2 separate regions of the Homo sapiens genome follow, and region 1 is linked to region 2. A link is a loop called in an ENCODE intact Hi-C map of the cell type or tissue named here. Cell type or tissue: ascending aorta. All regions are shown on one strand. Links, peaks and the distances in the headings refer to the core of each region. The heading gives the core; the rest is flanking DNA. Region 1 overlaps MAGI2 (membrane associated guanylate kinase, WW and PDZ domain containing 2). Region 2 overlaps MAGI2 (membrane associated guanylate kinase, WW and PDZ domain containing 2).

Region 1 (16,265 bases), core at 6,854-11,853, 62 kb after region 2:
AGTTTCTGGAATATTTCTAATGCTGAGTTGTGCTGCAGAAGCTTCAGTCTTTGAAGCAATAGTAGTCCTTTCTGAATTATTGTTAAAAAGAAGTTGCGTGCTGCAGAGTAAGGAATTTTATATGGTAAGAGAGAGCATCAGAATAATTTCCTTAAAAATAAATGCTATTTTTGTGTATCTGTCAAATTATTAATCATGTTACAAACATTTAAATTAAGATGAATGAAAAACATTTATTTTGGATATACTCAATTTGGTCCTGATGAAGACAGAAGGTCAAATTTTCTATGTGATTCAACTCCAACTTTCCGCTCAACTTCATGGGAAGTTGTGGGTCAAACTACTACACATTTCTTACTTTTTTTGTGGGGATGGCCCCTCTAGGAAATCTAGTCTATTTCAATTAAAATTAAAAAGCACTAAAAACCAAATCAAAACTGTCAAGTCCTTGAAGAGACATGCTGGTTATTATATTGAGCTTATTTCTGAAATTATTCTGGTAGGACATAGATCACAAAAGCAAGATAAGACTTCTGAGATCTAGGAAGTTTTGCATATGCATGTATTGTGTGGTGAATTTCCACACTCCATGTGAATGGAATAATTTCTAATAATAATTATGGAATAATTTCTATTGGGCATGATTATTTAAAAACTGCTTGCTAAATTTCGCCTTTGCTGCTTGCCTCACAGATCATAGGACACTATTCCCCTCATCACCCAGAAACTATTACACCTCGCTTGGCGTCCTAGCCTTTCTCAATTCTAAGCATTTTGCTAGGCTTGGTTCTCCTGAAAATATTAATTTTGGGGCATCTCTTCACCCATTTTCATAGGGAAACAGGAACAGAGATACAGAAAACCTTTTCTTCAGCCTTTCTGAGTTGAGGTAGTCTTCACTATAAAACCAAGTTTATAGAAAAAGAGCCATATTCTTTAAAATAATAGTAATAGTAATAGTTTGTTTTAGTTTCTGGTCTTTATTTCCCCTACTTCTGTAGAAAGCTGTATATTAGAATTCTCTGGTGGGATTAAAATTTTTTTTATAATGATCTGACTCATGTTTTTCGTACTGATCATGTATTGATTTTTATCCTTAGCAACTTGTTGTGTGTTTGAGTGTGCATTTGTGTGTGTACAAATGCAAATGTATTTATTTAATCTTGCGTCTTATGATAAAAGCAAAAGAGCTCAAGATATAGTTGTAAGTTAAATGAAATATGGATAAGAACATAAAACAAAAGAGAATAAATGGAAAAATTTAGATGTAGCTAATATAGAAACTAGATGCATTTTTAAAATTTATTTTTAAATAGATGCGTTTTAATATAAAGCACAAAACTGATTACACCTGTAAAATCTGTCTTCTTTGGAACCAGAAATAAAACTAGAATATATTTGTAACTCTGCATCTAAGAGCATAGTGAGATGGGCAGAGAAACAGACACACATTGCAAATTGTTTAGGCAGGAAATCCTGGTACTTGAAAATGACAGAAGAAAAAAGACAACACTGATTTCATTATTGAAATGTAAATTAAATCTACATGTCAACTAAACACGATTTATTTTTTTCTTGAGACAGGGTCTCACTTGGTCACCCCACGCTGAAGTGCAGTGGCGTGATCTTAGCCCACTGCAACCTCTACCTCCCAGGCTAAAGCGATCCTCCCTCCTCAGCCTCCTGAGTAGCTGGGACCACAGGCATCTGCCACCACACCCAGCTAATTTTTGTATTTTTAGTAGAGATGGGGTTTCCCCATGGTGGTCAGGCTGGTCTCAAACTCCTGGCTTAAAGTGATCTGCCCACCTCAGCCTCCCAAAGTGCTGGGATTACAGATGTGAGCCACTGCGCCTGGCCCAAAATACAACTTTTAATGAACTGCAGAAATATGGTTGCCAGATAAAATATATACCCAGCCAAATTTGAATTTTGGAGAAAACAATGAATAATTTTTTTGGATGTAAGTATGTTCCATATATAGCATGAGACATATACTACATGGGACATACTGCTATTAAAAATTATTTGATACTTCTGGAACCTATTCATATTAAAATTATTCATTGTTTGAAATTCAATTTAATTAGGAATTCTATATTTTTATTTGCGAAATCTGGTCATCCTATATAGAGAACAATTTATATATGTCCCTGGTAACCATTTTAAAATAAAAACACAATAGTAACATCTACTGCAGGTAATATTTATTTCATTCAGAAAAAAAAGCCCTGAAAATATTTACTATTTCCTTTATTGTCAGGAATCTTGATTTTGAGAAACCTTAGAACATTCCATTTGCTATACAGATCATTGCATTGTGCTGACTGCCTTCTCATTGGGATCCTGGACTGAGGGCACCTCATGTGATACAGGATGCTGTGGCCAATGCTAGTGCCACAAAAGGCCATTTTCAAACTGCTTGATGCAAATTAGAGTGGCTCTTTTCAGAACTTACTTTTCCTGACACATGATAACCAAAATGAAAGAACATCAATGTCTTTACAGTAGATCTGAAGTGGAGATCCCCTCTCTGGGTGTGCATTTGTGTGGTAACAGTTTTATTATTATTTATTTTCACAGGGCAAAAAGATTATGAACTTTCTTAAAATCACCCCAATTCAAATAAGAGTTCAAAATACAATGAAGAGCAACTTTAATCTATCATGATATCGTCAATTTGGCATAACACCAAGACAACTTTTCTTTTTCCTTTTCCTTTCTTTTTTTTTTTTTTTGAGATGGAGTCTTGCTCTGTTGCCTAGGCTGGAGTGCAGTGGCGTGATCTTGGCTCACTGCAACCTCCGCCTCCCGGGTTCCAGCGATTCTCTTGCCTCAGCCTCCTGAATAGCTGGGACTACAGGTGTGTGCCACCATGCCCAGCTAATTTTTGTATTTTTTAGTAGAGATGGGGTTTCACCATATTGGCCAGGCTGGTCTCAAACTCCTGATCTCATGATCCACCCGACTCGGCCTCCCAAAGTGGTGGAATTACAGGCGTGAGCCACCGCGCCTGGCCGCCAAGACAACTTTTCAAGATTTTCAGGAATTTTCCCAAACAGAACTAAGTCTTTCAACATCCTTCTGTATTCCAGTCGATACACTGAACTCCCATTTGCAGAATGTGAAATAGTTTCTCCTTTAGCTGAAATATTTGCTAGAACATATGATTCTACTTTTGAAGATTACTGTTACAACGTCATGTATTTCATAGGGGATTCTGCAGTTACTAAATATGATGGAGATGCTGGGGAAACACTTTCTAGTTCTCTTTTTTTTAAGCACAGAAGAGGAGTAGGAACGACTTTTAAACAAAGATATGTTTCACTACTGATTTCCATGCCCTAAAGCTGTGTGTTCTGTTTTACATAAGAAAAGGAGACAAAATAATTTGAATACACTTAACATTGTTGAGCTGTACACTGAGATGTAAGATAAGTTTTATGTTATGTGTATTTTACCACAATTAAATTTTTTTCAAGCAATAAAAGAAAAAAGTGAAAAGAGAGAACAAAAGTGTGCACATATCACATGTGTAAGAGAGAAAAAAGAGAAAGTAATAAATGGAGAGAGTTTTTTTTTCACAGTCCCTGTGATGCCCTGCTGGAAGACAGGAAACTCACCTGAACACCCACACAGACCTTTCTACCTCTTAAATTATCCTTTTTTATGAAGGATTGTAGGGAATAAACTGAATTCACATTCTCACTACATTTCTGAAAATATTTCAGGGATTATGGAGAAACTCTTTCAATACAAGAAACTGTTTTTTAAAAGTTTCCCAAAGAGGAAAAAAAGCCCCAGGGCTTTTATAATCTCCATTTAGGGTTAATTGGATGGAGAAAAATACCACTAATAAAATTAATGTTTAATTTAAAGATCCTCCCATTCTCCCACAGCCTGGAAAACAGACCTAAGCTTTCCATCAAAAATTTAGCCTTTGGTAAATGTAAGCCAGCAGAGTCATGAGCTAATTTCCATGAGAACTAGTTCAATGTTATTCACTTTTTTTCTGGTTTTTGACTGATTCATGTATTCCTTATTAAAATTCATTAAATGGGTTAAGCCCTGCAGTTCTTTGAGATAATTTGTTTAAGCTGCTCGAAGTGGGTAAAAGGGCAATTTTTCCTAATGAAACTGACCTAGGCTAAGAAAAGACCTGTCCCTTAGCAAGAGTGGAAGACACACTACTGCCAGTACTCAAACATCACATCACCATGTGTTAGCCAAGCAATACGTTCAATTTGCAAAGAAAATTTCACATAACTACCATCTTTGACCTGCAGAATCCATTTTTGTTGTTGTTGTTGTTTTTTGTTTTGTTAAGATGGAGTCTCACTCTGTCACTCAGTGCAGTGGCCTGATCTCGGCTCACTGTAACCTCCGCCTCCCAGGTTCAAGCAGTTCTCTGCCTCAGCCTCCCAAGTAGCTGGGATTACAGGCGCCCACCACCATGCCCGGCTAATTTTTGTATTTTTAGTAGAGAAGGGGTTTCACTATCTTGGCCAGGCTGGTCTCGAACTCCTGACCTCGTGATCCATCCACCTCGGCCTCCCAAAGTGGCTTTTTTTTTTTTTTTTTTTTAATATGGGGAGCTGAGGCTTTCTCTGCAATGCTTTAAAAACGATCCTTTCTGTACCTTTTAAATAAAAGTGTTTTTCTTAGAAACACTGTAAAATTGTTTTCAAACAGCCATTTCTCCCCTGGCTTTGTTCCTTATGGAGAGAGCCATCCAACCATTTCAAGTAATCCCAATGACTATCAAAAGGATAAATCTGCACATATTGTCTTCTGATAAACTCAGCTATATAAAGGATAGGTTCAAAATAATGCAGGCAAGGTGAAAAGCCTTAAACAGGAATAAAGGAATGGACTGGAAGAGGAAGAATTGTGCTAGGAAGGCTAAAACTCAGAGTGAGGTGAGTCTGGAAGAAAATATTAACAACTACAAAGGGCTTTTTATTTATGTTCTGAGCAAGATAAGGGGAATAAAGAGAGAAACCTGCTCTGGGTTTATGGCACACTGTAAAAAATTGGCAAAGAAAATGTGGAAGGCAATCAATACTTGCAAATGGAAAAATCCAGTTCTGACATTTTTTAAAAAATGGTGAATGTATAGCATTTTTTTTTTTTTTTGGGAAATCCATCTAGAAAGATTTTAAAGTAATTTAAGATGGATTACATGTCTGTTTGGTATTTTACACCAACATTAAATACATCTTTATTGAGTTGTTGGTGTCTTACAAGCATCATAAATTCAATACAGAAATGGAATCTTTTATCTTTCCTCCCAAATCCACTCTTCACTCTTTAGTGTTCCTTATTTTGGGAAATTTCACCTGCCCTCTGAGGTTTTAAGACAGGAACCTGGCCGGGCGCGGTGGCTCACGCCTGTAATCCCAGCACTTTGGGAGGCCGAGGCAGGTGGATCACGAGGTCAGGAGATCGAGACCATCTGGGCTAACACGGTGAAACCCTGTCTCTACTAAAAATACAAAAAATTAGCCGGGCGTGGTGGCGGGCGCCTGTAGTCCCAGCTACTTGGGAGGCTGAGGCAGGAGAATGGCGTGAACCCGGGAGGCGGAGCTTGCAGTGAGCTGAGATCGCGCCACTGCACTCCACCCTGGGCGACAGAGCAAGACTCTGTCTCAAAAAAAAAAAAAAAAAAAAAAAAGACAGGAACCTAAAAGTCATTCTTTTTTTTTTTTGAGACGGAGTCTCGCTCTGTTGCCCAGGCTGGAGAGCAGTGGCGCGATCTCGGCTCACTGCAAGCTCCGCCTTACGGGTTCAGGCCATTCTCCTGTCTCAGCCTCCCGAGTAGCTGGGACTACAGGCGTGCACCATCACGCCCCACTAAAATTTGTATTTTTAGTAGAGATGGGGGTTTCACCATGTTGGCCAGGATGGTCTTGATCTCCTGACCTCATGATCTGCCCACCATGGCTTCCCAAAGTGCTGGGATTACAGGTGTGAGTCACCGTGCCTGGCCTGAAAGTCATTCTTAACACTTTCCTTTCCTTTCCTTCCATACCACCAAATTTCCGTCTTTTCTGTCTCCGAAATCTATTTCAAATCTCCTTCTATTTACCTCCATGGCCACCATTGTAATTCACGCCCTATTTTCTCTTGCTTGAGCTGAAACAACAGCAAATTTGACGATGTCACTGAATTTGATTATGCTTGAAAATCCTTCAGTGAATTCCTGTTACAGTTGAGACGAAACGCAAAACCTACAAGGCTCTGAAGAAATTGGCTGCTACCTATTCCTTGGCCAGAGCATGCGTCACTCCTCTTCAATTGTTGAAGTTCCTTAAGCCAGGTGTTTTTAACCACAGGGCCTTTGCACCAACTCCTTTATTTGTCCACTCTTTCTTACTCTTTACATAGCTATCTCTGACCCTTTTTTATGTGTCAGCTTAAGTATCATTTTCTCAGAGATGTCTCTGACCTTTCATTGTTAATCAAGTTTCCTTATTATAGTTTTTCATTGTATCCTGCATTTTTCCTTTATATGGTTCTATTTGTAATTATATTTATTAGATCATATTTATTAATGTCATAATTTTAAAATTATTAGTTTAATGTCCATCTCCCCCATTAGAGCATAAATTCCATTAGTGGAGATATTATACCTATTTTCTTCATCATGTATCCCCAGTACTTAGCAAATACCTGACACACAGTGGATACTTCAGTAGACCTAATTGAATGGCTCAGTAATGGTAGTGAAGGGTGAGGAATGTAGGATACAGAGACATAGTCAAAAGATACTCGGGAGAACTGATGAGTCCCGGAGATTTGCTGGGGATGGAGAAGTACTATAAAGGAGAAGATGAAATCTGTGATGACTTCTAGCTTGGGAACTTGAGTGTATGATGGTGTTGTTGGCTGAGATAAAAAAAGAGGCTTGTTTGAGTGGAGTCTCATGAGTTAGATTATGGGCAAAATAAGTCGGAGGTGCCTTTGGGAGTATGGGTTCAAATGTAGTTTGAACTACATTTTGAAGTTTGCACCAAAATGAGTTTGAGTTTAGGTGTTTAAGTTCTATAGTAATTGGCTCTACTGTGTGGTGCTCAGAGATATGTGTCAGGTAAAACTTAAAATAATGCAGCAAAATTGTGTTGCATGAAAAGTGAAATCCTTGGATTTGTAGAAGAATGAGTGAAGTGTTTGAAAAGTAACAGAGATCCAAGTAGAAAGAAAGCTTCAAGAAGTAGTAGATGTAAATATTCATAATACAAGACTTTTTATTGGTTTGTCAGAGAGGAGGGTCACTGGTGACCTCAGTGGAAGCAGTTCAATTGCCAAGACAAAGGCAGAAATCAGATTGCAGTGGGTTTGAAGAAATGGAAGGTGAGGAAGTGGGACTGAGAAATGGTTATGGGGTTGAAGAAGCAGTGTCATAGTGGCTACAGGGGAATAAAGCCCTCCATAAAGAGATTTCTTTTTGGTGGGATAAGCATGCTAACATCCAGATGAGAAGGAACCTGAGTAGAGACAGTGTGAAGATTCAGTAGGAAAGAGGCTAACTGGTGAAATCATTTCATGAGACAAGAGAGGGTGTGATCTAGAGCACCAGGGGAGACATTCACCTTAATTGGGAGAGGAGGCACCCAAATCCTTATCAAGAGGCTGGAGCAGATCTCTCAGTGGGTGAACCCCCCAGGATCTGCCCCATGGGGAGGGATGGGACTAGACAGGAGAATTCACTTACAGTGGCAGAGATTGGTAAGATCAATGGGAATCTTAGGGGTCCTGGTTATGAGGCAAAGATAGAAACAGGAACACAATTTCTGAGGTGGTGGAGTGAGAGTTATGCACACAGAATATGGGGTAAAACTGACTTGGGTTCTAGTCCCAGCTCCACCTCTCACTAGCTATGTGGTCTCACATATATGGGTGGGCACATGCTATCAGGATGGACTCCTGGGCTGTGAGGGAGACCCTGGATTTGCTTTGTGGCTCACAGATGCATGACTGTGATTGAGTCCCCTAACCTCTCAGAGGCTCAGATTCTTTTTTCTGGAACAAAGTAAAGATAATAACAAACTATTTTAATAGTAATGCACTTTACATTCTATCAATATAAAGTGGAATGTTTGTTCATTTAATGCTTTTGATGGATTTCAAATTCTATTTCTACAAAGTAGAGGTCTGCTTTTCAGCAAGGTGTTCAACAATTTATTGCCACAACAGATGCATGTTATTTTTCCTTCACTGTTTTCCACTTTTTGTTCTTTTAAGCTTACTTTTAAATGCTTTTGAGCTGCCTTATGCTGTATGGACTACGACTTGTTTTGATTTGCTTTATCTTTTTCAATCACTGTTTTCATCCCATTGGAGTTTTCCAGTTCCTCCTGATCCTGGTTAGGTGAGAAGGTTTAACCTCACTCCAGTCTCTGTGCTCTAGTATAGACTGTGCCTCCAGCTTCAATGATTATGCTACCATTATTCTTTTATGAATTGCTTCTAACTTTGCATTTTCCTGTAAGTATTTATACGATTATTTACATTTACGCAACTTAACTAGTTTTAGTGCTTGCTACAGTTCGTTTTATACCAGTACTTCTCTATTTGAGGATTTTGAATTTTGATTCCTCTCTTAATGTATCTCCTCAAATAATTGTTTGGTGTGATAGGTGGAACAGTGGCCCCCACAAAGATATCCACATGCTTATCCTCAAAACCTGCGTGTAGGCTACTTTACAAGGCAAAAGATAATTTGCAGATGTGATTAAGGCTAAAGGCCTTCAGATGCAAAGAGTATCTTTGATTATACAGGTGGGCCCAACCTACTACACGAGTCCTTTCAAGAGAGGAAACGTTCCTGGCTGCAGCTAGAGAGAGATGGCAGCGTGAGGAGGCTCTGACTTGCTGCAGCTGCCCTGAAGATACGGGAAGGGTGTCACCGGCTATGGGGTGCTGGAGGCCTCTGGAAGTGGATTCTCTTCTAACAACTACAGAAAAGAATGCTGTTGTGCTGACATTTTGATTTTAGCCCAGTGACATCTGTGCTGGATTTCTGACCTACAGTACTATAAGGTCAGTTTATATTGTTTTAAGCCACTAAGTTTGTAAGGAATGTATTATGGTAGCAGTAGCAAATCCATATAGCTGGCATCTTTCCTAAGCACTTCCATGTGAATTCTAGTTTCAAATGAAACTAGATCTCAACTGCTTACTGCAGCCTTGACTTACTGGGCTCAGATGATTCTTGCACCTCAGCCTCTCAAGTAGCCAGTGGGATTACAGGCATGTACTGCCACACCCGGTTAACTTTTTGTATTTTTAGATGGGGTTTCACCATGTTGCCCACACTGGTCTCAAATTCCTGGGCTCAAGTGATCCCCTGCCTTGGCCTCCTAAAGTGTTGGGATTACAGCGTGAGCCACCACACCCAGCCAAGACTTTTCTATTGTCCTCTGATATTTAGTGATGGAAGGAGAAGCCTGGATCTGCTCAATTTTTATTGGTAAGTCACCTTTCATTTTCCTCCCAGAAAAATTGCACTTTAAAATCCTTTCTAGTGCTTTATAAATTACCAGAATATGCCTAAGTGTTAATTTGTTTTCATCAATTCTTCCTGGACTATAGCAAGAGCATTTGCTTTGGGATTTCTCTGAAGTCTTTCTACTCAAGATGTGGTTTGAGACCTGCAGCATCAGCCTCACCTGGGAGTTTGTTAGGAATCTCAGACCTAAGATTTATACTGAATCAGATTTGCATCTTGACAGGGTCCCCAGGTGACTAATGCACATTCCAGAAGTCCTGATAAAGGTTATTCTATTTGTAGATTTGATCTTGACTCTTTTATTAGAGTCCTGAATTTTTTTGTCCTTTGACTCCCTACGATCAATATTTATCAAAAGAGAGACATGCTTCTTCCTCTCCTCCAAGAGGTCATAGTCAAAGCTCTTGGTTCACACTTCTGTTAAGTTTAGCCTAAAGCTGCCTCCTTACCTATTTTAAGTTCAGCCTAAGAGTTTCTCTGTACATGGTGAACTACTAATCTAACTGGATGTGTAAACAGACCATAACCTGCTCTTGTGCCAGAGTTTCGGCCAAAGGCAGCCAACTGTTCGAATCGTGTTCAAATCAGGGAAATGTCAAGCTGTAACCAATCTGAGCTGTACCTCAATTCCATTTTTGTAGGTTACTTTGCTTCTGTCCATAAATCTTTGTCGATCATGCGACAGTGTTGGGGTGTCTATGAACCTATTCTGGTTTGAGGGCTGCCTGATTCACGAATCATTCTTTGCTCAAACTCTGTCAAATTTAATCTAAGGTTTTCCTTCTAACACTTCTTTCCCTTCCTCTGGTAACTCAGGCATACTACTCCCCCAACCTCCCCAGCCTAGGTTTGGTCTCCTATTTGAAACACCCAATCCAAACCAGAATTACCTGGGAGAGTGATGTGCATGTGATTGCTGTTGAGTTGGAATAAAACGTGAGACCTACTGCTCCATAATTGGAGACCTCCTCATGTTGACCTCTACATCATTAACTTCTTGCAGCATCAGGTCTGGTTCTCACTGATGTTAATGAATGTTTTCACCTGCTGAGGTAATCCGAAGCCCACTGATTTGTCTATTTCAGACTTCTTTATCAAGCATTACTTTGTGTGGTCTTTGCATTTTGAGCGGCCGTGCCCATTTCTCCTTTTTAAATATTACATCTTCTAGCATCTGAGGATCCCAAGTATGTTTTCTGAGTTTCTTGTTTTCTGTAGTAAATCTTTTTCAGTGTCATGCTCTTCTAATCTTCAAGGCTAAACATTCCTTTTTAAAATACTTACCTATTTTGTTATAGATGCCATCCTCCATTTAAAAATCAATTATTGCTAGAATCTGTGAATCCCTGATACTATCTTTTTGATGTCTTGGCACTTTACTGGGATGTTGGGAGATATGAGATATGAGATATCAATATGAGACTTTGGCCTGATGTCATTTTAAGATTTCTTAGCATAATCTATTAATGTTAAGAGCAATTTATTTCTATCTCTACTTTGGTCTACAAATCTAGATCTTTTACTTTTTAAAAGTAAGATCTGGAATATAGGTAGAACTGATGTTTATTTCTTGTTTTGACTAACCAGCTAAGACTTGAAATCAATCTTCCCTTAAGACTATGGCTTCCCTGATTAACAATAGTTGTTACTACTTGTGGAGATAAAGCACAAAAATCATCAGAGGATTACCCCTGCAATGTATTTTCTCATAACTACAATAGCAAGAAATAGGGATTAAGAACAAACTTGTTTGCTTTACAGTGGGGATTCTTGGTGCAACTGACTTCTCTTTCTCCCTGTTTATTTTTCGTATCCCCAGGTTCTCCTGTAGAACTTCCCAGGCAGAAGAAAAGATAATTCTAATGGTTCTGCTGTGGAGCAGAGAGTCACAGCTTGCATCACAGTCCACGGATCACCAAGAGGAACCTTACTGACTACTGGTGAGTCAATGTTTTACATCACATGAAGACAAAAGAGGATCACGGATGTCATTTTAGTTTGGGTTCTCACAAAAGCAGACCCTGAGAGGAGGACTTGGGTGACTCTACGAAGCATAAAGCGAAGAATGGGGAAAGTGATTCAGGGAAGGGAAACGTTAATGAATAGATTATTGTGTTGAGCAGCTGGGGCTTAGTCTCATCGTGGATCTTCTGAAAAACCACGAGAACATGGGGGGATAAGGATTGTTCTCCTATGGTGTTAACTCTCCTGCATTCTCGGTTGTGCCTGCTTTAAGGCTGAGGAAGTATCTGTGGTGCCACAGAAAGTTCTTCATTACAGAATAAGAGGCTGGTGCTTGAGGTAGAACTATCAGTTTGCTAGAAGCATCCCAGCCATCTGTGGACTTGGGTCAGCTGAGAGGATATGAGTAAGACATCAACACCACCTGTTGTAGATGCTGTTGATGAAAACAGGCAAACCATACCTGTGGTAGGAGGAAAATGTAACTATGCACTTAGAGTGATGATTTTTTGGGAAGAAGGGATTTACATAGCATTAAAATGGAGATGGAAAACGAGTCCATTCTTTTGCCAACTCTGATCAACTGCTGCCTGGAGTGCTGTGGTGGGGATTCTCAACGGCCTCAGCAGGAAATCATCTTTATTGATTAGCAACCCCAGCCATGGGAATGGAGGAAAAGGGGGTAGCAAGTGGGCACTGTTTTGCCACTCTGTTTTAAAGTGGAGGCTAATTTTTATTAATGAGTTGAGTGAACATATCTCTAATGAAATAAAATCTTCCACAGATTTGGCCTTTTAAAAATGCACAGATGTAAAGTGCCTTTGGTTAATGGGAGAATTCTCCAATTGTTGCAAGACTGGGGTAGACTTATGAGGCATAGCAGTTAAATAAGCATTAGCTTTGTTATTTTGGCACAATTTTTCTGGTAAACATGCTAATCTCTTTCCCACTGATACATAAAAAATGAAATAGTCATAGTATGAACTGAAAGTATGAAGAGATCAAGGTGGAGAAAATGTAAGAGTGTCAATACCTAGTCCTAGCATCAATGCTGAGACAGGCGTAATCTGCCATCATGTTTTAAGGAAATATCACCATTCACCCTGGGACATATTTAAACTGTTATCTGAGTCCAACAATAACAACCTGTGCCATAGCAATTCAAGTTGATTTCAGGTCCTGTGGTTATTTTCTAAATAGTCCTCAATTCTCATGTCCCATGCTGCATCTGAGTAATTCACTGTCAGGTCCTGCCTGGCCTACTGCAGCCAACCTACCTGCCTCCTGCTCGTACCTTCATCCATCTGCTCTTCACAGTGTAGTCACAACAGTCTTTTCAAAGAATAAATCTGATCATGTCACTCATCTACTTGAAACCTTGTAATTGGCTTCCCCATGCTTGTAAGAACAAAGTGAAAATCCTTTGTAGGACCCTAGTCTGTTCCCCATCCGTTTTTCTAGCCTCACCTCGCTCTGGTGCTCAGCTCCTATGTGCTTTGCTTTCTCTCCTCCGGCCACAGGGACCTTCTTTCAGACTCTTCAGTCTCCCTCTTACCACAAGGTCATTGAGCCTGCTTCTCTGCCCTGCTGACCCAGCTAACTCCTGTTTCTCCTTTAGATCTTGGTTTGCTCCAGGGTCACTTCAGAGGTAACTTCCCAGACTTGTCTAAACCAAACCCGATAGAGGCTCTCATAGCTGCATAAACCTCAATGCTACTTCCCATTTCCATGGTTGAGACCACTAATTCGTAAAGGTATTTCCCCTCTTTGGGTCTAAATAATAGAAGTTTGCTATATTACACTTCTTGGGGCTAGAAGTCTGAGATCAAGGTGTTGGTAGGGTTGGTTCCTGCTAAGGGTTGCTGGGGAAAGATCTGTTCAGTCCTCACTCCTGGCCTCTGGAGTTGGCTGGAAATCTTTGCCATTCCTTGGCTTTTCAGATCTCTGCCTTCATCTTCACAGACATGCACACAGGGGATGGCATCTCCAATGTTCTCCTTTTTAATAAGGACACAAGTTCTATTGGACTAGTGGCTCACCCTACTCCAGTATGACTTTGTTTTAATTAACGACCTCTGGAATGGCCCTATGTCAAATAAGTTCACATTCTGAGGTACTGGGGGTAAGAACTTCAATATATAAATTTGAGGGTGGGAACACAATTCAACCTTTAACAACCCCTTACATTAACCTCCCTGGGCCAAAGTTTTTGCATCTGTTACAATTGGAATTCAGGTGCATGTTTCTGGGATAACTTTTCTCTCCCCTATGGGTTTAATTTCCTGAGGGCAGGGATCTTACGTGTATGTATTCATTCTCCAGTTCCTAGCACAGTACCTAGTGTAGGGTAGGTGCTCAATAAATACTTGTTGCGTGAAAGGAAACATCAAAATGTATTTTTACCAATACTCAATTTTTATTTCTCTGTGGTGTATCTCTCATGTAGCAGTTTGTCATTGAAATGGCAATTTTGGATATATTGTCACATTCTTTATGAAATCTGTGTGAAGGAGGCAGGAAAGGGATGACTACACATATCTTACAGAAGGAAGTAGAGTTCTGATGGCATCCCAGGCATGCAACAGGGAGATGGCAGAACTGAGACTTGGCCCACACCCTCTCTGACTCCAGGTCTAGAGTTCTTTTCCCACACCAATTTGCCATAGCAAGATGGCAGGGCATTATGCAATTAGCAGACTAGTTACTTGCCATGATCTTGTCCTAAAATCTTTCAGGTCAGCACAAAGACCTGTAATAATTATTTGGATGTTGCTTGTTGGTTTTATATTCAATGGAACAGAAGAGGCCAGCAATAGTGACCACTTGGTAGCCTGGGGGCTGTAGTGGCAGAGAATGAGGTTCTTGGCACATCATAATCTCCTGTGTATTTACTTAGATGCATGACTATAAGGGGCATCATTTCAAGCTGCCGTTTTACTTAGGAAAAAAAGTTGGAGACCCTCTGATGTCCCACATGGGCAGAACTAGGGTTGGAAAGAGAATAGACACAGATATATGGCACTGAGGGAGCCAGATATGGTTAGGCCAAGAGCCTTCTACAACTCTGAAGTTTTCAAGAATATTTTATTGCTCTATTGCATAGATGAGAGACTGAAGGAAGTTCTCCTGGGCTGCCAGCAATGTGCCTTGGTTGAGTCATGATGTATGTATTACAAGTCTGTGGCATGTTGGAACCATAGGGGACCTTCCAGCCAATGGATTCTGCCTTTGCAGATGTACATACGAGGGCTTCCCACTGAATCATCATGGAGCTGATGACAATCACTAGAAGTGATGTAAATCTTTCAGAGAAGGGGAAAATCAGCACTTAAACTCACTAGTAGTTGACTTCTAAACTAAATAACACCATGTTTTATTTTGGTTTTAATCTTAGAAAAACAGTGAAGGCAGGGGCCATGCTTGTTAATAATTGTATTGTTAACAAGCATATTGTTAACAATTAACTTTTAGTGATACCACAATATTTTTCAGCTGAATTGAATTCAATTAAGTTGACAGCTTATTTTTGAACAATTTCCCATCTTCAAGTCACTTAACAAAGAAGCCTGCAAACAATGTTGGCTTTCAGGTTTCTAAAGAGAAACAGGGTTTGAAAAAGTATGAGCCACCTCTGTCACCTGCATATGACAAAGGAAGTGTGTTTGTGTCACCTGGACCCACCTAGGGACTCTGTGGGTCTGTTTTGCTTTCTGAAGCTGCATTAGTAGCGTGGGGCTCATTCTCAGCTTGGATTCTTCACACAGCGTCAGTGGGGACTAATCTAGGTTTTTTCCTAATGGAATTAACAAGTCGAGAACCACACTTTACAGCCCAACAGCGCCTCTTCACAGCTGGCACCTGCTCATACCGAACCTGGTGCTTCATCATAGCCGACATTTTGTGCCTCTTCTGTCCTCGTCTACCTCCCACGTGAAGGGGAACTGGAACATTATCTTCTTTGCTATGGATGAAGGTCAAATTGTGTCTCTAATGGCTGCTCTGGCTGACTGGGCTGCTCTGATTAATGATGACTAATGTTTTACAGAGGATCGTGGAGAACGTGCCTCGTCTACCTTCCTAATGAGATAAGGGTTCACTCCTGAGTCCTTATTTTCTCACTTTATACACGTTCCCTTGGGGTCTCCCTCTCTCTCATGGTTTTAGCTTCTGTCTGCAGGAGAGGAATTGGTAGTGCTGTGTTTCTAAGCCTGACCTCTGCTACTTACACTAAGTGCCCCTCACTTCTCTCTCAACGATTCCCTCACTCATTCATTTACTTATTCATCATTAAATGCATATTGATTGAATGGCTACTGCAGGCCCAGCACTGTCTATCTGGACAGCTTACCAAGACAAAGGTATGACTTCATTTTGCTGAATCTGCTACACCTGCTTCCTCCATCTGCACCCACTTTTCTCTTCTCACTGAGGCATTCTCCTGGGTTGAGTTCATTTTATCCTCAGGGCCTCTCGTACTACTGAAAACATCTAATCTCCTTCTAAATCAGCCTTGTCCTTCCCCCCCACCGATGTCAAGACCAACTGTTCAGCTGTATTTACACTGACTATTCTACAGGGCCCACAGACTCACATCCAATAATGAATGTAATCTCTTCCCCCACAACTTGCCCTTCTCCAACAGTCATGGTGCTATAGCAAACCATTCTCCAATCCAGAAACCTGGGGCTCATTGCAAATTTGTCCATTCCATCCTCCCTTTCACATTCTGTCATTCCTTGATGTCGCTGGTATTGACCTCTTCTCTCGACTCTTGCTTCCTACTATTTGATTC
Region 2 (16,265 bases), core at 6,342-11,341:
TGTGAAAATTATTCTTATAAGTCACTCATTATTGTGTCATTGACAAAGCAACTATTCTTCTGTAACCCTCTTTAAGTAGATGTTAAGATAGATCACGGTATTTCAAGGGGTTCATGTATTCTTTTGATATGGTTTTTCTCCTCACAGTCTGACAAAATGTCTAGACATTAGAGTGGCAGGAAGCAAAGAAACTTCAGAATAGTCATGATCCTCAAATCTGTAGGTGTGTGGGGTCTGGGAGCTGGACAGAGAGAATGAAAAAACATTTCCATTTGTAGATACACCTCTTTTCTTCCGTAGCAATACTTTTCATTTCTCTGTATGTCCCTGAAAATCACCTTGCCAACTTGTACAATAACTAGCAAGGATATCTTTTTTGACCTGTTTGGGTCTGAATGTCAGGATGGAAAATCTGGTCCCACTAAGCCAAATAAATATTAACCCTATTTCGGCAATTTTTGCATTTTTCGCAAAGACTCAGAAAAAGATATGTATTTCCATTGCCCAATAAAACCAGCAACTCAGGACTTTCCAATCAAGGGGTGGAAGGTGAAATTCTATTGTTCAACTAGAGTAATTTTAGTTAGTAAAATTGTGTAGCTTTTAGCAAGCATGGCTTGCAAATAACCAAACAGCAAGCCGATTCAGTAATAATGGAAAAATCTTTAAAGAATTATTGATGTTAAAATATGATAAAGGAATTCTTCCCTGTAGGGCAGAAAAGCCAGTTGCTTTATTCTTTTTAAGAAACAGTTGCAGGGTTGAGGTTTGGTATTATACTTCCATCCCAGGCATGCAAATCTACCTTTTAAAGGGCTGGTTGCCCAATTTTATGATGACCAATTTAGTTCCTGAATATGGGGTTCCTTTTATTTATAATTTATTACAGAGCCTCATCAAGTTATTACTAGAAAATACTAGATGGTTCTATTATGATAAAAATTGTATAAAAATTTCAAAATTCATATAATGTAAAAGGAGGAGAGTAAACAATCTTCTAGTGATTGGAAATATAACTAAAGCAACTTGATTATTTTTTAAGGTGTCATTTTTATTTTTTGAAGAAGCATTTATATTTAAAACTTGGTACTGATTATTAAGACAGGTACAGTTTAAATTGCCCATTTAAAAAATCGTATGTCATTCCCAAACTAACCTGTCCATATGCATAGAGAAAAATACGTCAAGTATGTACTCATTACTTTGGCCTTTCCTTAATCTGAATAATTTATTTTTATGAAACTTAGGATTTTTGTGATGTTGCTTCATCAGCTCATTTCCAAAACTGCTATATGATCTTATTCAGTGTTGCTTAATCTTAGGACCATTTTTCTTTCACTTATAGTCCTATAAGTTTTTTTTTTTTTTTGGCCACAGACTCTTTTGTTTCTGTCTTTAAATTAGTGGCTGTCTATGTTTTTAGTCCTCCCACTCACTACCAATTGCTCTCAATATGATGACAATTTAAGAGACTTATAGCAAGCTAATTGTTTTCCTTACATTTTCCCTATCTATAGATTTCTTTCCTCAAAGAGCTCTATGAGAAGTGTTAGGCATTAAAGCAACTTAATTGAAGTAATATATGTGTGAACTTAAATAAATTAAACATAACCAAAATGGTTATAATAAAAAATTCTAGTCTCTTGCCCTAACTCTCCCATCCTCTCTAGTTCTGTGACCCAAATGCAAACATTTTAAATCTTTCAGCTGTTTCTTCACATTTCTAATAATATTCCTACATAGCTGTTTCTCATTTTATCAATGTTAGTCAATATCTATTCACTTCTTATTCTGATAGAGGATTTAGCACTCTTCCTCTGCATCCCACCTGCTCTCCTTATCCCAAAGTAGTTTTATTACAATTTTTAGTTAAACCAGTTATCATTGTTTGTGGTTTTACTATGTAAATCTTGTTCACTGAAGCGTTTATGATTTCATTTATTTTCTTGCACAGTTTCTTTCCTTCTTTCGCCACTTCTAATCAAGGTTTCTGATTGTGTCTTTTCCTCACATCATTAATTGCTTCCCCAAAAGCTGTTAAAATCATCAATTTAATTTATTCCTCTGAAGACTTTCCTCCCAGACGTAGGTAGTTTGCTCTCCAGTCTGCTGGACAGTGCCATCGTGGGGATTGTTGTTGCACTCCAAGGTGGACTCTGTGTCAGTTTTTCTGATTCAGTTTTTATTTATTTTTTGTTATTTTAATTTCTGAGATACACGTGCAGAACGTGCAGGTTTGTTACATAGGTATGCGTGTGTGCCATGGTGGTTTGCTGCACTTATTGATCCATCATCTAGGTTCTCTCCACTTGCCCCCCTGCCCCCCATGTGCTCTGGTGTGTGTTGTTCCCCTCCCTGTGTCCGTGTGTTCTCATTGTTCCACTCCCACTTATGAGTGAGAACATGCGGTGTTTGGTTTTCTGTTCCTGCTGATTCACTCTTTCATTTTGTTGAAGCATATCCTACAGCAGCTTTCTAAGAAATTATGCAGGGAAAAAACCAATTTTTCAATTCTTAGTGTTTGAAAATACATTTATTTTTACCTTCTTTTGATTGAATTCTGGCTTAGAATTCTAGATTGTATGAAACTCCTAGACTGAAAAAATGATTTTTCTTCAGAAACTTACAGGCACTGCTTTATTGTCTTCTAGCATCCAGCATTACTATTGAGAGGCCTGAACCCATTAGGATTTTTGCTCCTTGTATGTGATATACTTATATTACCTTTTCTTTTTGAAAATTGTTAAGATTTTTCCCTGTACTTTTTTTTTGTTTTGAATTATTGCAATGGTGCATTTTGGTATGGTTCTTTGTCAGTATGGAGACTTGTTTCCTTTAGTTTGGTTTTGTGAACCTTTATTATACTATTTCTTTGATAATTTCCATTCTGTTTTTCTGGTCTCTCTTTCTGCAACTCTCATTAGATATTGGCATCCCGGATTGGTCTGCTGCTTCTCCTATAGGTCATAAGGATTACGCCCTCATGGTAGAATTAGTACCATTATAAAAGGGCAAATTTGGCCCCCTGTTGTTCTCTTTTGGCCCTTCCTCCTTTTGCCATGGGATGACACAGCAAGAAGGCCCTTGCCAGATGCTGGCACCTTATATTAGACTTCCCAGCCTCCATAACTGTGAACCAATATATATCTGTTCATTGTAAATCACCCAGTCTGTGGTATTCCACTATAACAGCACAAAGTGGACTAAGATGGCTACCTCCTTGCTGTATCCTCATATGTTGGAGTGAGAGAGCTCTGGTCTTTTCATCTTCTTATGAGGGCACCAATCCCATCATTGGGGTACCACTCTCATGACCTTATCTAAACCTAACTATCTCCCGAAGGCCCGTCTCCAAGCACCATCACATTGGGAATTAGGGATTCAACATATAGGTTTTGGAGCAGGAGACACAAACAGTCAGTTTGTAGTAAATATCATATCATTTTTTGGCTATAAATAAGTTTTTGAAGCTTTCTTTTCTTCCCTGAATTATCTTTATTTCTTTTATTTTCTTTCATTTCTTTCATATTTGCTTGCTTTATTATTTTAAACATAAAAATTTCATGGTTGTTTTATTCCATTCTGTCCCGAGTATTTTAGGTTCTGGGCCTCCCTGAGTTTCTAAAGAAATGAGTGGGTCTGTGTTATTCATATCTGTTTTAGATTTCTCTGCCCTGCTGAGTTGTCACTTTTTTGTCTTTGAAATATCTTGACCACTCCTGCCCACTCCTTTTCTCATTCATTCACTATTACTACTTGGGGTCTAAGAAATGAGACCCCAAGTAGTTATAATTTACTACTATCAATTAGAAATTAGAAATATCTTTAGTAATTTTTAATCAGTTTTTGCAATCAATATTTTGGTGCCCCAGTTAGAGATTTGGAATCTGTTTGGAAAAAAAATTAAAGTTTTATGTACCCAACGTTTAAAAGCCCTGTTGTCACTTGTAGTCTTGAGAGATAAAAACATAAAGGACAACTTGTTTCTTTTCAAGTATTCAGAAAGTGTCATAAAATTACCTTTCATCAACTTCAGGTTTAGGGTTAAAAATGTTCAATAAAACTACACTTTCTTTCTCTCCTCTGTGTCTCTTGACTACCTTTGAAGCACTTTTCACACCCATCAATGTACTTGGCTCTGAGTAACTTCTCAGCAGGCCCAATAGAAATGGTTGATAGTTACAAGCAGGTGTTGCTGACAACTCATGTTTCTCATTTTTACAGATCCAGTGTATTTTATCTCTGCCATCTCCTTTTTCCTTTTATAGCTTCTGAAATTGTGTTTTGTAAAAAGTCACTTGGCTATCTTCACACAGTTTCCTTGTTACAATAGGTAAATGTCAAAAGTGATCAGATGCAATATCAGACTTCCACTGAATTCCCCCAAGCCCTCCGGCAGATAATAACTTCTTGCAATATTTTCTTAATATAAATGGAAACAGATACTAACCCAGGCAAATGATCCCTCCTGAGCCAGCTGTCCTTTTCAATATATTATCCAGAAGATTACATGAATATTTATTGGCCCTCCAGTTACACATACAAGCCAAAGTTCCACTAACAGTGTATACAGTATGTTTTAACCTGAAAGAATGCAATTTCGCATGACTGGATAAAATTAAATATGAACAGACCCTCAAGCGAAGTGTTCAGGAGCTAGAAGATCTTGATCATATATTAACTTTGAAAACAACTTGCAGTGTGACCTCTGAATGGTCAAATAAATTATGTCAGTTCCCGGACTTGAAAAGTGAGACCATCACCACATGTGGTCTCTCTTTCTTATCCTTATCTTTCTTACCCAAGTATTGTACATTTTAACTTCATTTGGATTTCTGCTTATATGTACTTTCTCTCATGACTTATATTTTAAAGTGTTATAACTATATGTGTTTTCAGTTTTACTAAGCAAATATACATTTCCATAATTTTATTTGAGACTATCATCACAAAATGACTTTTATTATGCTAACGTAAGAAATGAATGGGAAATAAAAAAGGATTGAAGAGATTCAAAACGTGTTTTGTTGTCCATAATGAAATGCCAATTATACTGGAGGGGGAAGAGACTAAAAGTGAAAAAAAACTCCTTGGCAAAGATATGCAGATGGAAAAAAGCACACTAACGATCTTCAATATCATTAGTCTTTAGAGAAAAACGCAAACTAAAACCAAAATGATTTGAGAGGCTGAGGCAGGAGGATTGCTTGAGCCCAGGAATTCAAAACCAGCCTGGGCAACATAGGGATACCCCCATCTCTACCAAAAAAAACCACCCCCAAACCCCAAAATGACATACTACTATGCACCTATTGGAATGGCTAAACATTAAAAAAACCATAAAACCTAAAAATAACAAGTACTCACAAGGATAGGAAGCATCTGGAGCCTTCACACATGGAATATAAAATGGTACAGCCACTTTGGAAATTGGTACCATATGAATCAGCAATCCTACACCTAGATATTTACCAAGTGAAATAAAACCAATTTCCACACACAAAAAGACCTATATGAAAACGTTTATAGAAGCTTTATTTGTAATCACCAGAAACAGGAAACTACCAAAATGCCCCTCAACTAGGGAATGGATAAGCAAACTATGGTGCGTCTATACAATGGAATATTATTCAGCAATTGAAAATGAAACAAATATTGACACATGCAACAACATGGATGAATCTAAAATGCATTATGCTTAGTGGAGGAAGCCAGACTGAAAAGGCTACATGCTGTATCATTCCATTTATATAGGAGAGGCAAAACTTTAGAACAAAACAAATCAGTGCTTGCCAGGGCTGGGAGTGGGTGAACAGCTGATTCATTACAGCAGTAGTTATAACTAAACACATCTGTCAAAACTCAGAGTATAGACTAAAAAGGGTAAACTTTACTATATAGAAATTAAACCTTTAAAATAGGGGGAAAAGTGAAAAAGCAGAAGGAGATAAGAGGTTTTGGATGGAAATAAATAGAGATAAGTAAAAAGGAACTGATGTAGAATAACTAGGAGACAGGAGGTGAGCAGGGGAAAGTGTAAGGGTTGGAAGTCTTCAGAGAAGAAATCCTGTCTAATCTGAGTCATAAAACACAAACAGGACTTTGCCAGGTGGTCAAGGTTAGGGGAAGCAGGCAGCATAGTCACAGTGGTATGACTTGCAAAGACACAGATCTGTGGATTAGCAGTGTCTGTGTTGTGAGGGGTGAGAGTGCAGTGAGCACAGACATCAGTGGGCCCTGGAATAAAGAAGGAAAGCCAGGTCATGAAAGGTCTTAATGTCTATGCTAGGGGTTTGGAATTTATATTATAGCCAATTGAGGAGCCACTAATGGATTATGGCAGCTAAGTGAGATCATCAGACTCGTCTTAGAATGAGTCTGATGATAATAGGTAGTATGAAGGGTAGACTGAAGCATAGGGAGAGTGGGAATTAGGCTGGAGGCAGGGAAGTAATTTAAAGACCACCATAATACTCCAGAATTGTGCAGTCCAACATGGTAGCTACAAGCATCATGTGGCCATTTAATTATTTGAAATCAAAGATAATAAAAAATTAAATTCCGGGTCATGCCAGCCTCATTTCAAATGCTCCACAGCCACATGTGGCTAATGGCCATAATGTTGTATAGTGCAGGATAAAACATTTCCATATTGCAGAAAGTTCTGCTGCACAGTGCTAACCTAGAACCTTAAGGAAGGCATTAGCAGTGGTGGTAGGGAATGCCTAATGTATCCGTCTTATATCTGGAAAGCATGTTTGGGTAACAGTTTGCCTTCATTGCTCAAGAGTGACAAATATAATTGTGTATAAATTCCGCTAGGATATGAATGTAGGTACCTGGAGGTCTGCTTTAAAGCTTGTGATCATACACATCGATTAAAGCTAAGAGTGACTTAGCACCAGGAAGCATCAATATCAGTGATTAATTTGGCACCCAGGTTTTATTGTATTTCAATTTTGTCAAGCGTCTACAAGAATGTGGCTATTTTTCATCTTGCTGTTCATCTAGCAAGTCTAATAAACATCTGAATGAAGATTTCTAAGTTGAACTATTCTTCTACTTCATGTTATCTCAACTGCTCTGTGCCAGAAAACTATAAGAACAAAACCTTTTACATGTGCTCTTTCTTGCTTTCTGGAAGACCCTCCTCTCATGATGAATCCGTAAGTATACATCTTTATGATGAACAGACTTATAACAGAAGGTTTTAGGCACTTCACTCTTGAAAGCAGATGGTTCATCAGGTACCCAACATCTGGCCATTTTTGTAGAGCAAACCCTTGCCTGGCTTAGAGAAACAAGATCTTGGAGAGGTCAGATTGAAAAATGAAAATGGCAATGGCACACTCCACTATTTAGTTGATTTTCTCTGGCACTGCAAAAACCTTGGGAATGCCTAGTGATCTGACTCATCACCCAGAAAAGGCTGTCTGATTAATCTGCAGAAATGATTCCAACCAAGTACTCAGAATAGTTTGGTTGGGAACAAATCCAGCTTCAATTGCAAAATTATTGGTGGTCAAATGCACAAATAAAAAATCTTTTACCAAGATTTGGTGTGGTAGGAAAGAGTTTCGGTAGAAGCACTCCCTAAGTTCCTGATGGAAACTGGACATCAAAAAGAAATATTTTATCCCAGGCCAAATGGGAAAAATATCCCCTTATAATACCCTTTCAACATGACTGGACAAGGGTGATAAATAACAGTACTGTGTTCACTTAACAATTTGCTCTTAAAATGGTTCCACATGTGGAACAAGCTTCATTAGGACCCTTCTCTGAAATACTTTCTTATGTAGTTGATTGTTGGGAAGAAAGAGAAAAATAAAAAATCACAGAGAGCTTAATCCACCATGAGGCCCTGAATGCAGTATAAAGAAAAACTGTCTTTTGCAAAAGTGCCCTGCGGGCTCTGAATTTACTTGAACCTAATGTGGGAGAGTGATGGGCATCCTGCATTGGTAGAGGATCATCCTGTACATGATGCCTGGGGTCTCTTCGCAGTTGCAATCTCCCTGTACTATCTAGTGAATAAGAAGGAGCTGCAGGACATAAGCCCAGAGGAAACGGCCACTGATCACCCATTTATGAGCTTTCAAGGCAACTGAATAGCTAAAGGTAAGAAGATATCCACCTTATGCTGCTGCCTGGAGTCTTTGAACACAATAATAAGAACTCTCCTGAAAAATGATTCCCTAGTGGGGGAAACATGATTTATGAGGTCTATTCAACAGTAAGAAAAATAGTCCAGAATTTTAGAAAATGCATTGTGAACACACAGATTTTTTTGATAGATTGTATTGCTCCTCTTTTTGAGGATAAATAAGAATGATGGTGTTCTCTGCAGACTTATTCTACAATATAAAGATCCTTAAATTTGTTAGTGCTAGCAGAGTAAAATGTTTGCGTTTGTCTTTCTATTTTACTTCATAAATGCTTCAGTGTTCCGGTATCAGGGGACTTGGAGTTTGATGCTTTATATTTATATTTATATTTATATTTATATTTATATTTATATTTATATTTATATATTTGCACTTGTTTGCTTACTAGTAGGAACCAGGCGGCCAGGTTGTAATTTGGGAAAAAAAACTAGTCATGTTCAGGACTGAAAAAGCGGAATTGAATAAATAGGTCCTATTCATTCTGACCTCAGTGAGTACAATCCTATAAAGGAGTAATGTGATACAGAAGTTGTTTAGTTGGAACTGAAATGGGTTGCTTTGTTAATGAGAATTGTAAGTGAATAAATAATCTGAAGTAATACTTTTTTCTAAGGAGTCTGGGATGCCATCCAAATCCTCCTATTTAGGACTATATAATTATTGCTGAGGTGGTGCTCACACAGATGGATGACGGTTCCAAGGGTTGGTTCCAGGAGAGGTGAATCAGGGGGCACATTAAGGCCACTGCCTGGCCCTTCGGAGAACAAGGGTTTTGCAACCAAGAAATGTAAGATGACCGGGGCTGGCCAGAGGCAAAAAGACAGCTTCCCTACCCCTGACTTGTTAGGGTGCTCTCTCATCTGAGTCTTCATTCACCAGGCCCCAGGCTGACTGCTGAATCATTTACCCAGGCTGAGAACAACTGATGGCAACTCTGTATTCTGGGACATTGCTCCGGTTCTGCTTTATTATCGTGTGATTTCTCACTCTGGCCAAGGACCAGCTTTCATGTAATTCCTCCCCTAAGTGATCCTCTACTGCATCGCCCATTGTCAAAAATATGTCACGCTACCTTTGCGAGATGAAACAGCTAGGTTTGGGTGCGGAGTAACTTAGGACAGAGCACCAGTCACAGTCTTCCTTTTGATGAGGATTGCGCTGGATCACTGTATGAGAAGCATACAGCCCCATCGACATAAATGGCATGAAAATCCTTGAAAAAAACCTATCAGGAATTGTGAAGGATCCAAAGAAATGCCACCATTTCTTGCCCTTAAGCAACTCACAACTTTTGTGGGGAAAGCAAAACAAAAACACATGAAAAGTGAAATGACTATAATAGCAATAACAGACACAATAAAAGAAGGGAAGTCAGGAAGCAGTAAGCAATAGGCGATGTTTACTGTTTGGGCAATAGTCTCCACCTCCTAGGGGTGCTGTGAAGATTAAATATGGTGTAAGATTCCAAGCACAGTGCCTGGGAGAAACCTTCATACAAAATATTATTGCATAAGAGAAGCATACCAAGTGACAACAGGCAAAACATGGCCTCTGGGACAGGGTAAATAACTGAACCAGCTTTGATGGAATGGAACCTGTGAGGAGCTGCTGGCAAAAACAGATGCCCCAGGGTCTTGAATGGACAAGAGATGTGTTTAAGCTTTATCCTGCAGATATTTGTATCAGGAGTGTTATGGTCAAGGACTTGGTACAGGAGGACTGGATTGTATGTAGAAAGTGTGGTCTTTCTTGATGTACTTTGTATCATTAGCAACGATCTACCACTCCCCCCTTAGCCCCTGGCTACCTCATGGAACAGAAATTAAGTCACAATAATAAATGTGAAAAGACTTACTTGACTGAAAACATATTATATCAGCATAGATGATGAATACAGTCTTATCTTTGTTGTATATGTAGGCTTTCCCAGAGATTTTGAGGATATGTGCTTATCTTCGGCTTCAATTAGTTATATTAGAAGCCAGATACATGAGGGGAAAACCAGTACTTTATATAGGTTCCCCACCCCACTATTTCTTCTGCTATGAAAGCACTCACAGTAATATTGTGGGTGACACCACTGTGCCTCCTGAGTGAGCCACTCTCAGCATAATCAAAGCCCACAGTAAAAGCATTTGTGTTGTTGAAGGAATCCAAAGCAGGGATTCATTTAAGGAATAAGAGAACATTACATGTTGAGAAGCTGGTTAAGAACTCTGAAAGGGAACTTGTTTGTGCAAACCAGTGAGAAATAGAGAAATGAATGAGACTCACTTTCTAATTCCTATGTTCAACAGTGTGGGTATTTCAGTAGCTCTAGCAATGACTTTCGGAGATGGAACATTGATGGGTCAAAGTTTATAATGACATAGAGAAGGCTAAGGCACTAGGATAAGCACCAGTTGCATCTATTACCTGTGTTTTTAAGGCAATCAATGAACAAACCTCACTATGGAGGTTTGAAGAAAATTCACTGCCACAACCCAAATCCCAATAAAACCTAAAATGAATGGCTAATTGGTTGCTATTTGGAGGATTTACTGTAAGGCAGAGCTTTGTAAACATGATGCCACTGAAAGGGGCGTGCCTTAAATGTTACATGTGTGCCAAGACAGTTGGGGATGGTTGGGTGAGCTTGGTGAGGACCAGGCGTAGAGCCTCCTGGGGGACTGCCTCTTGCTGCCATCAGCCTCATTCGTTTTATCTCAGCTTGTTATACAAATGCCATCAATTTACAAGTGTGCCAAGAAGTGAAGGAGGTTGAAAAAACACTGCCTTATATTGCCTTGAAAGGGGAGCTGGGTTAGTGTATTTAAGTGATTGTTTAAGATAATTTCTTGACAGAGGTTGAGACGAACAAAAGAACTCAAAGTGTTAGGAGCCATTTTCATTATGTAATCAAAGGTAAAAGTAATAAAAGTTAAAATGATAGCTTAGCTAATGAAAAATATGATCTAGGCCTCAAACTTACCCAATACTTTTTTACACACCAACAAAACTAACTTAATACCTTATTTTCCATGCTGATTCCTGGCATCATGTAATTTAGAGCTGGAAGAGGATGTAAAGACCATCTTCTTTTATATTTTAAATGACAAAAGGACACAGGAAGACCAAGTGACTTGCTCAAGGGATACAATATTTGGTGGACAAGCTGGAGTGAGCCTTGGGCTCATTGTCCAATGTTCTTTTCATTTAGCTTGAATCTCCTTGTTTTGAGGCAAGAGTAGAGAGACCTTGGCTTTTGTTTTACTTTGTGCCTCCTCTAATTTCAATGATTATTCAGTGTTTGCATGGTTAGTGAGGTGAGTTTTGGTGGGGGAAATCCTAACTCACATCACTTCTATTTCATTTTGATTTCATCCCTTTTAGGAACCATACTCTAAAATGTCATAAAAGACCTGTTAGTGAAGTTTTAAAATCTCTAGGATAAGTTTTAATCTCCAAAGCCTATGGACATCATCAAGGACTTCGAGAAACTCACCAGGGTGCTTTATCAAAGATAACTAATTCCTTCCCTGAGCATCAGATTGCAGTGGCCTTAGGGAAAGTCAAGAATGACCAGGTCCAAACTTCAACCCATGCTGGAGAAAGCACACATGTGGAAACAAAGATTTTCAGCACCAGTCCTGAGCTGGAGGATTGCGAGGAGCCAGCAGCGTGCTGACCAGTGATGCACTTGCGGATAGGGACAGAAGATGAAATCAACACCACTAGAGGAACACCAATGAAGAAAGGAAGGATTGAAAAGTTTGTTCCCCTACTGCTGACTGTTTAGATTGATGCTATGACCACTGTCCTGAATATGTTCTAACCTGCTGCTTGTTATCCTATATCTAAGTTTAGAAATTCCCTCAATAGCCTGTCAACCTCCACCACCGATACCCAAGCTGCCATGTGTGTCTACCTCATATATTCCGGCATAACCTCCTGACAAGTGACAGAAAAGGTGGAGACTTTCAAATTATAGAAAAGGGCCACTTCATTACTTGTACCAAAGCCCTTCTTGGGAACCTCTGGTGGGAAAGTAGGTTTGTTAAGGAGGTAGGAAGCACCTATAAGGACAGGTGCTACAGCTGGACAATAAAACCTGGATGTCAGGACTTGGGTTTTGAGTAGGGAGGACCAAGGATTGGCCTGACAACCTCACTGCACGTAGCCCCTGGGACATTTTACAGAGCAAGCATCTAATCCATTGAGTCATAGGCTACCTGAGTCTTCTCTAACCTGTGCATGCAGACCTCAGTGAGAATGAAAACAGTTAGTCAATGGCAGAAAATGCTTCAAACTTCCCAAATACACCAAAGTTATCTGTTTTGGTGAAGTTTCTAACATTATTTCCAATTTTCTATGCTTAACAATAATATAGCAATGAACATTTTGCATATAAGTCTTTGTTCAAATCTTTTTAAGAATTTAAAGTGAAATTGCCTATTACAGTTTATTTTTATTCAAGGCTTTGTTCTGGAAACCACTTTAGTTTCCCTTGGGCCCAATGTTAAGGTCTGAAACAAATACATAATATTTTGCATAATGGGACCAACATGCCCAGGATGCTTCCCTGTTCTCACTGGAAGTCAAGAAGGATAATCTGGCTGGGCACAGTAGCTCATGCCTGTAATCCAAGCACTTTGGGAGGCCAAGGTGGACAGATCACTTGAGCCCAGGAGTTTGAGACTAGCCCAGGCAACATGGCAAAACCTCGTCTCTACTAAAAATACAAAAATTAGCTGGACATGGTGGTGCATGGTGGTCTAAGCTACCCAGGAGGCTGAGGTGGGAGGAGGATCACTTGAACCCAGGAGGTGAAGGTTGCAGTGAGCCCAGATCATGCCACTGCACCACTGCACTCCAGCCTGGGCAACAGGGTGAGACCATGGCTCAAAAAACAACAAAAACAACAAAACAAACAAACAAGCAAAAAGATATTCCTGCACTACAGATAGAAAGCTTCTAAGCTTCTAAAACCTGTCTACTCCTATGCAATGGTTGGCCTACTTGGTCACTGACCTCGGAAGGAAGCAGCTTGCTCCTTCATTACATTGATTGATATAAAGTTTTTTCCTTATTTCCTGGGGAAATAATATTTTGAAAACAAATCTGTCAGCCTTTGGTAAAGAGCATTACTAAATGCCAGCAAATAAGTAAGAAACCCTAACTCCCAGTTTCCCAATTAGCTGAGCATCACCTGTGCTTGGCAAAGTTGTTGTCTTGGCTGAAGAAGCTATGGACGTATCTCCATCCATAGGGAGGGAAAGTTTACATTTGGGTCCTTCTTCTCTCCTCTCTCCTCTGATAATATTTAATAGCAACATGTTTGCAAGGGAGATTCTAAAAGACATCCCCTTGAGTCTGAATTTCGATGATTTCCATTACTTTTATAGCTTATTGGCTTGTGAACTCTGGAGAGGGAAAACTGCAATTCTAGCCTGAAGCCTCAGCAAAGGCACCTCAGCTGGACTGACTTGGCCACCAGTACTCCAGTTGCCCCCATTGCTGACCTAGGCTGTAATTTGGTGGGTAGTGAGAAAGACTGTGTTCCCAGAAGGGCCACATGTGGGGAAGGGGACAGGGAGGGGAAGCTTCCCTCAGAGATATGTTCATCTGTGGCCCAGATTTAGCTGCCCTGGGAGAGTGGTGGCTCTGACTAATGGCTAACAGAACCTATAGCCAGAGTAAACTCTGCACTACTCGACAAGAGTGAGCTGGTGGAATGAAAGATAATTCCTAGAAGGGATGATATCTAGATAGCAGCAATGACATATTTAGTGCTTACTCTGAGCCAGTGCTCTTTTGAGCACTTCCACATATTCATCGAACTCTCATGGCAACCCCATGATTGAGGTATTAAAGTGTTCTTTTCTTCACACCGAGGAAACTGAGGCCCAAAGAGGTCATGTAACTTCCTCAAGGTCACATGGTTAGTAAGTGATAGAGCCATGTTTCAAGTCCAGATAGGATGATTGTAGCACCTGGGCTGTTAACCATGCCCTTTTCTTGCTTAAATGTAATGATGCTCCTATCAAAAGCAAAACAGCACTTAGTCCACCAAGAAAAAGCTCCCGAAGCCACGAAAAAAAAAACAAACCCAAAAAAAAACCCCAAAAAACAAAAACAAAACAAAACAAAAAACAGTGAATATGTTAATGATCCTTGGGCTCGGGTAAGACCTGAAGAGTAAAACAATGCAAACTCTGGGAATGATCGTGATTCTTAAGTACCTGATAGCATAAACCTCGGTCAGTCTCAGAGAGCCCAAAACCTTTGATATTTTGACCAGGGATATGTGGCACAAGGATGGCTTTTTACCATTCACGAGACACTTCGCATTTCTCTTCAAAATTAGAATTCAAAATTATCACAGATGTTAAGTATGAGGTAGCATCAGCTCCAGGAAGCTTTTAGGTGCATGTTGCAAATTACATACTGTAAATGCAACGTGCCATCAGTGAGTAAGCTGCTTTTGCCACAGAGCACGGGGCAACTTGCATTTTAAACTCCCTAAATTGAAAAGAAATAAACATGTGAAGAAAAGCCATGAAGCATCATGAACTGTAGGATATATTTCCACTCTCCAGGGTGAAGTAAAATAATATCATTTTGAAAGTGGTTAGAATTAAATTTTGGAGGTCAGTCTGATGCCATTTGGTAGGAAGAAAAATTCACATGTTAATTATAAGCATTTGCACCTATTGTTTTCCAAATCTACTTATGCATGGATTTTATTTGCAATAGGAAAAGTGTTTGTAGTTTCTTTACATAGTAAGTGCACATGTACACATACATACACACACACACACACATTCCCCTATACATTTAGAAATAAGGCTGTTATACTTCAAACAAAGCTGAGACTTTAACTACATGCTAAACACTTTCATTGTGGCCATATACTTTTTATTTTTATTCTAGTCCTTTAGGTATTCTGCCCCAATAAACAATTGGAAAGACTGGAATGGCTGCAAAATCTCTCTGTGAACACCTTCCTCAAGTGTAAATTATTGGAAGGCTGTTTATATAATTCATGAAAATCCTTAGTTTTGTATCCTTTTAATCTTGGTGAATCCATCGTACTGACAGAATTCTGCTTTTAGTCTATGCTTAAAGATTGGATTTATTTCTTCAGCTTTTCATGAAGAAAAAGGGAAATGAAATTGTACTTTCAGATGTATGTAATTTGGCTTCTGCACATATTCGCTGAGGTTTAATGCTTCTGTAGTTTTCACTCCTGAATTTATCAAGGCTTAAGCCAAACAGGGCAATTCTCTCCATGAGGTTCTGGTGGTTTTCTTTCTTTCTTTTATTTTTATTTTTTTGATAACATTAACTTTATCACATAAAGTTCTTATTCATTCTCAACAACTTTATTTCTTGAGTATTGCTTAATACTCACCCCTCCCCTATCCCACATGTGCTAGAAACTCCCACAGTTTATAAGAATTTTAGGACTACAACGTACGTGCATTTATTTACTTTCTCTTAGTGCTCCTTTATTTTCGTGTTTCCATACCCAACATTTTGGGCCAAATCACTTCAACATGAAAAATGCACAAATTTTCCTATCCTCTCTTCTGTTCTACTGCTTGCAGGCTGCTGAATGAGCTCTGGAAGACTGTGGTAGAAAAGGAAAAACAACCAAGGAAGCCTGAGAATCTGAAAAGGTGGCCAGTTGGAAGACAAATATGGGCTATGACTGTCACCTGTTGTATAGGATCATAGAACCTTAGAGCTGGAGGAGCTTCAGAAGTTGCGTTCATCTACTTCTCCTCCCTCTACTGCTACCCAGGGGAGGGTGAAACTGCCTTTGCCAAATTGTAACCGAGGAAACTATGACAGTGGAAGAAATCAGACCTAACCGACTCCATCTTGCTTCTAATCTTTAAGTCGTCCTTGTTCATTCCTGGGCATAGGCCAAGCTAACTTTGAGAAGGAATTCAGTTCATGGTTTGACTTAAACAAAATTGATAACAGCTCTTTCCCTGAAAGACCCGCTTCTTGCCTGGGGACCAATCTGCCTTTGTAGGACTAACAAATTAGCCTCAAGATTAGAAATTACAGTTTAGGGGTCATGCAGCCTCTGGCTCCTAGAGTCTGAAC

Evidence for each region. Hi-C counts contacts between places; a loop is a spot of excess contacts. Peaks named below come from ENCODE experiments on the same cell type or tissue, not always from the same donor. Only the 100,000 strongest peaks of a DNase experiment are listed, where the experiment ranks them.
Region 1: it touches region 2 in a loop (2.0-fold over the local background); 4 of 110 quality-filtered maps call a loop at or near these places.

What each region holds. Positions count from the first base shown.
Region 1 is chr7:78,203,572-78,219,836 of GRCh38, forward strand. The region is part of intron 10 of MAGI2 (membrane associated guanylate kinase, WW and PDZ domain containing 2); the gene reads right to left. LOC124901684 (a long non-coding RNA gene) reads left to right here. Exons shown (of 3, transcript XR_007060400.1): 2 at 8,782-9,042; 3 at 11,331-11,672. Among named protein-coding and RNA genes, the nearest start is that of DDX3ILA1, 220 kb to the left of the region's middle. In ascending aorta, for the core only: no CTCF peak of the experiment used is centred there; no DNase peak of the experiment used is centred there.
Region 2 is chr7:78,142,571-78,158,835 of GRCh38, forward strand. All of the region lies in intron 16 of MAGI2 (membrane associated guanylate kinase, WW and PDZ domain containing 2), which reads right to left. Among named protein-coding and RNA genes, the nearest start is that of DDX3ILA1, 160 kb to the left of the region's middle. In ascending aorta, for the core only: no CTCF peak of the experiment used is centred there; a DNase peak (open chromatin) is centred at 8,957; H3K27ac peaks cover 2,027 bases.